Regions from separate parts of the Homo sapiens genome. Here region 2 is linked to region 1. The links are chromatin contacts, found by Hi-C or POLR2A ChIA-PET in ENCODE. All regions are on one chromosome and are shown on one strand. Each heading gives the region's core, a stretch centred on a gene start or an enhancer-like site at or near the end of the contact. The rest is flanking DNA. Distances are from core to core; before and after follow the strand shown. Region 1 overlaps PLXDC2 (plexin domain containing 2). Region 2 has its middle 20 kb from the start of MIR4675.

The links. A loop is a pair of places that touch in the nucleus more often than their neighbours do. ChIA-PET counts read pairs that join two places held with the same protein, here RNA polymerase II (POLR2A). Pooled maps may share reads with other maps.
Region 2: a map of MCF 10A shows a loop between it and region 1 (32-fold over the local background). The contact joins two enhancer-like sites. A Hi-C loop is called at or near these places in 1 of 168 maps with a recorded cell type or tissue (MCF 10A) and 1 of 50 pooled maps. POLR2A ChIA-PET finds 5 or more read pairs at or near these places in 1 of 52 experiments (MCF 10A).

The regions. Positions count from the first base shown.
Region 1 is chr10:19,818,294-19,820,968 of GRCh38, forward strand. The region is part of intron 1 of PLXDC2 (plexin domain containing 2); the gene reads left to right. Among named protein-coding and RNA genes, the nearest start is that of PLXDC2, 3.2 kb to the left of the region's middle. Within about 2 kb of position 1,303, at least 3 of the 41 ENCODE cell types and tissues checked have a DNase peak (open chromatin) inside an H3K27ac peak, as active enhancers do.
Region 2 is chr10:20,530,300-20,532,974 of GRCh38, forward strand. No RefSeq gene overlaps it. Among named protein-coding and RNA genes, the nearest start is that of MIR4675, 20 kb to the right of the region's middle. Within about 2 kb of position 1,317, at least 2 of the 41 ENCODE cell types and tissues checked have a DNase peak (open chromatin) inside an H3K27ac peak, as active enhancers do.

The DNA of each region.
Region 1 (2,675 bases), core at 53-2,552:
AAGTATGCATGCGTCCTCAACAGTCAACTAGAGAGTCACAGATGGAAGGTTGGGGGACACCTGGGGATTCCAGGCAAGGTGAATCTTGAAGATCTTGAAGGAAACCCTTGAGTGAAATTTACCAAGCCGCGACTTAGAAGACAGTCACAACACTTCGCCTGTCCCTGGTGTAAACTGTTCTAGATAAAGCACAGATACTGACTCTGCGCTCTTATTTATGGTTGAAGGGGTGTGTGTGTTGGGGTGTATGTGCAGGGAGGCAATAGGATGACAACACTTTTAAAGCTGAGAACAAAATGCAGATTTCTTGGGTGTTGACTTGTCTTTGTCACATTTAATTGTTCTGCATTAATGGACATAGGTTGTTCTTGACTGTGTATGATTTATGACAGTAGACTATGCCTTTTGTTTATTTCTCTGATACGTTTCATTGGTCCGAAAAAATAACACTTTTAGCCTTCCAGGAAAGGACACAGTTATTTAAAAATTGCAACAGTAATTTTCATGTACTTATTCACGGTATGAATAGATGCTTAATAAAAACAATTAACTCCACCACAAACGAGGTTAAAAGGATGTGTGTGCCAATGTGCATCCCAAGTTGTTTATTTAAAAACTTCTTTGGCACTAGGAATAAATAATGCATTTGCAGTAAAGGAAAAAAAAATAAATGCCAGCAAATGTTTATCTTTTTATAAACCTGTTCCAGTAACGTTACTGAAAAAAGAATATATGTATACACACACACACACACACACACACACACACACAATACACACACATTTGCTATGCCAAGAAGTTCAGAAATTGAGGATGAAATTCATCCCAAAGTAAGATTGGCCATATAATTAAAAGCCCTTGCTGTGGGAAATATAAAATACTTAAAATGTTCAACATCAGTGTACTGGTATTTTAAGCTAGTTGAATATTTCTGATGGGAAATATACTCTAGAAACCCATATATTGATAGGATTGATTTTTAAAAGAATGGTTTTAAATTCCTTGCCAAATTTTCGAAGACTTTTATAAACAGAAGTAGCTTCTTTCCTGGACATCATTTACATGTAGTTTTATGAAAAAAATATTGTAATTAAATGGTTAGCTTACTGAATATATAAAAAAAGCAAGGTGAAACAGAAAAAAGTATACAACTTTATTTGTAAAATAGTCTATATAAAAATTCAGTATGGGGGGAAAAGTCCAGCAGTCTTGACGTTTGTCATGCAACAATCAGGATCTTTATTACAGACATGTTGGCACAGGAACAACATCTGATTTCATAACAGGGACATTTTATTATGCGTTACTTTAGTAAATGCTGCAGTTGATTTCATTGCCACCAGAGGGCAGATAAACTGCTAATTTCCTCTATTATTCCCTTTTCTGTTTTAGAGGGAAGTAGTTTATGTTTATCATATAATTTACACTTATTTTAGTTGTTCTTCTCTGGTTGAATATTTTTCTGTTATTTCCTGCTTTTGTTGGAGTTAAACAATTTACTTTGAAATATTACTCATTTGTAGAGTTTGTTATGAGAGTGTTGCTGTTGAGACATAATCACTAAAGTTTCTGTTTACATATAAACCTAGAGCACAGTGATATAATAGAGGGGTTAATTCAAGTGAACATTTATTGTAAAATGGACATCTGTCATATTGTTGGACAAAAGACAGGTTGATTATTTTATCAATCAATGACTTGAGGCTACCTGCAAAATTTTAAAAATATGAAATATGAGTTTCTTTTTCCTTTAGAGAACAGATACAAGTTTTGGAGCTTGAGGTTGGGTAAGTTTGGACTGAGACATAATTGTAGTGTAGAACATTTATATCAAAGGTAATTTTTGTTGTTGTTGTTCATGGATGTCTGCCTAGAGGTTTGGAATTATTATAATCAGGAGAATTTGCACATTTCAGTGTGATCTTCAGAAATAAACTCTTGTCAGGGAGAATGTATTTGAATAAAACTTAATAATGAAAGATAATAATTTTGCTCCAGACAGGTTTCTTCACTGTAAGCATCAGATACTCACAGAGTATGTAGAAAATATGTGTCCGGCCGGGCGCGGTGGCTCACGCCTGTAATCCCAGCACTTTGGGAGGCCGAGGCGGGTGGATCATGAGGTCAGGAGATCGAGACCATCCTGGCTAACAAGGTGAGACCCCGTCTCTACTAAAAATACAAAAAAAAATTAGCCGGGCGCGGTGGCGGGCGCCTGTAGTCCCAGCTACTCGGGAGGCTGAGGCAGGAGAATGGCGGGAACCCGGGAAGCGGAGCTTGCAGTGAGCCGAGATTGCGCCACTGCAGTCCGCAGTCCGGCCTGGGCGACAGAGCGAGACTCCGTCTCAAAAAAAAAAAAAAAGAAAAGAAAATATGTGTCCTTATCAATTAGTTTTGTCATTTTTTCCTAAAAGCTATCTCCTATTGCAGAAACATTATGTTTTTAAAGAGGAATGAGTTGATCAACAGCCTTGATCATGGGATCTAAAGTCTTCAGCTGCAGGCTGGGCACGGCAGCTCATGCCTGTAATCCCAGCACTTTGGGAGGCCGAGGTGGGCGGATCACCTGAGGTGAGGAGTTCCAGACCAGCCTGGCCAGCATGGTGAAACCCCGCCTCTACTAAAAATACAAAAATTAGCCGTGTGTGGTGGTAGACCCCTATAATCCTGGCTAT
Region 2 (2,675 bases), core at 67-2,566, 710 kb after region 1:
ATTCTCCCCGTCACTTTCAGGTACACCAATCAGACGTAGATTTGGTCTTTTTACATAGTCTCATATTTCTTGGAGGCTTTGTTCATTTCTTTTTATTCTTTTTTCTCTAAACTTCCCTTCTCACTTCATTTCATTCATTTCCTCTTCCATCACTGATTCCCTTTCTTCCAGTTGATCGCATCAGCTCCTAAGGCTTCTGCATTCTTCATGCAGTTCTCCAGCCCTGGCTTTCAGCTCCATCAGCTCCTTTAAGCACTTCTCTGTATTGGTTATTCTAGTTATACATTCGTCTACATTTTTTTCAAAGTTTTTAACTTCTTTGCCTTTGGTTTGAATTTCCTCCAGTAGCTTGGAGTAGTTTGATCATCTGAAGCCTTCTTCTCTCAACTCGTCATAGTCATTCTCCATCCAGCTTTGTTCCATTGCTGGTGAGGAACTGCATTCCTTTGGAGGAGGAGAGGCGCTCTGCTTTTTAGAGTTTCCAGTTTTTCTGCTCTGTTTTTTTTCCCATCTTTGTGGTTTTATCTACTTTTGGTCTTTGATGATGGTGATGTACAGATGGGTTTTTGGTGTGGATGTCCTTTCTGTTTGTTAGTTTTCCTTCTAACAGACAGGACCCTCAGCTGCAGGTCTGTTGGAGTTTGCTAGAGGTCCACTCCAGACGCTGTTTTCCTGGGTACCAGCAGCGGTGGCTGCAGAACAGTGCATTTTCGTGAACCACGAATGCTGCTCTCTGATCGTTCCTCTGGAAGTTTTGTCTCAGAGGAGTACCCGGCCGTGTGAGGTGTCTGTCTGCCGCTACTGGGGGGTGCCTCCCAGTTAGGCTGCCTGGGGTCAGGGGTCAGGGACCCACTTGAGGAGGCAGTCTGCCTGTTCTCAGATCTCCAGCTGCATGCTGGGAGAACCACTGCTCTCTTCAAAGCTGTCAGAGAGGGACATTTAAGTGTGCAGAGGTTACTACTGTCTTTTTGTTTGTCTGTGCCCTGCCCCCAGAGGTGGAGCCTACAGAGGCAGGCAGGCCTCCTTGAGCTGTGTTGGGCACCACCCAGTTCCAGCTTCTAGACTGCTTTGTTTACCTAAGCAAGCCTGGGCAATGGCGGGTGCCCCTCCCCCAGCCTGGCTGCCGCCTTGTGGTTTGATCTCAGACTGCTGTGCTAGGAATCAGCGAGACTCCTTGGGCGTAGGACCCTACGAGCCAGGTGCAGGACATAATCTCCTGGTGGGCCGTTTTTTAAGCCTGTCGGAAAAGCACAGTATTAAGGTGGGCGTGACCCGATTTTCCAGGTGCTGTCTGCCACCCCTTTGTTTGACTAGGAAAGGGAACTCCCTGATCCCTTGCGCTTCCTGAGTGAGGCAATGCCTCACCCTGCTTCGGCTCGCGCATGGTGTGCTGCACCCACTGACCTGCGCCCACTGTCTGGCACTCCCTAGTGAGATGAACCCGGTACCTCAGATGGAAATGCAGAAATCACCCGTCTTCTGCATTGCTCACGCTGGGAGCTGTAGACCGGAGCTGTTCCTATTCGGCCATCTTGGCTCACTTCTCCTGTAATCTAGATTCTTAAGGCGTGCTTCAGATCCACCAATACAAAATATTCCAATTTGGAGGTCAAGAGATATTAATATAGTTGAGAAGAACTTCACTCCTTTCTGATGCCACACAAATAGTAGTGGCCAGGGTTTTTCCATTAACACTCCTTGTTATGAACTGAATGTTTGTGTCTCCGCACAATGTATAGGTTAACATCTAATCCCTACTGGGACAATGTTAGGAGGCAGAGTCTTTATTTTTATATTTATTTATTTATTTATTTTTAAGACAGAGTCTTGCTGTGTCAGCCAGGCTGGAGTGCAGTGGCACAATCTTGGCTTATTGCAACCTCCACCTTCCAGGTTCAAGTGATTCTCATGTCTCAGCCTCCCAAGTAGCTGGGACTACAGATATGCACCAAGACACCTGGCTAATTTTCGTATTTTTAATAGAGGTAGGGTTTCACCATGTTGGCCATGCTGGTCTTGAACTCCTGGCCTCAACTCATCTGCTCACCTCAGCTTCCCAAAGTGCTGAGATTACTGGCCTTAGCCACTGTTCCCAGTGGAGGCAGAGTCTTTAGAAAGTGATTAGGTCATGAGAGTGGAACCCCCATGAATAGGATTAGTGCCTGATATGGTTTGGCTGTGTCCCCACCGAAATCTCATCTTGAATTCTCCCAGTGGGAGTTAATTGAGGTAATTCTCCCAGGAGGCAAGTCTTTCCTGTGCTGTTCTTGTAATAGTGAATAAGTCTTACAAGATCTGATGGTTTTAGAAAGAGAAATTCCCCTGCACAACCTGTCTTTGTCTGCTGCCATCCATGTAAGAGGTGACTTGCTCCTCCTTGCCTTACCCTCTAATTGTGAGGCTTCCCCAGCCACGTGGAACTGTTTAAGTCCATTAACCCTTTTTCCTGTATAAATTCCCCAGTCTCAGGTATGTCATTATCAGCAACATGAAAACAGACTAATACAATACCATTATAAAAGGAAACCCACAGAGCTCTCTCTCCTCCATTTAGGGACACAAGAAGAAGTTGGGCAGTCAGCACCAGAAAGAGGGTCCTCACCAGAACATGACCATGGTGGCATCCTGATCTCAGACTCCCAGACCTTAGAGCCATGAGAAATCAATACCAGTTG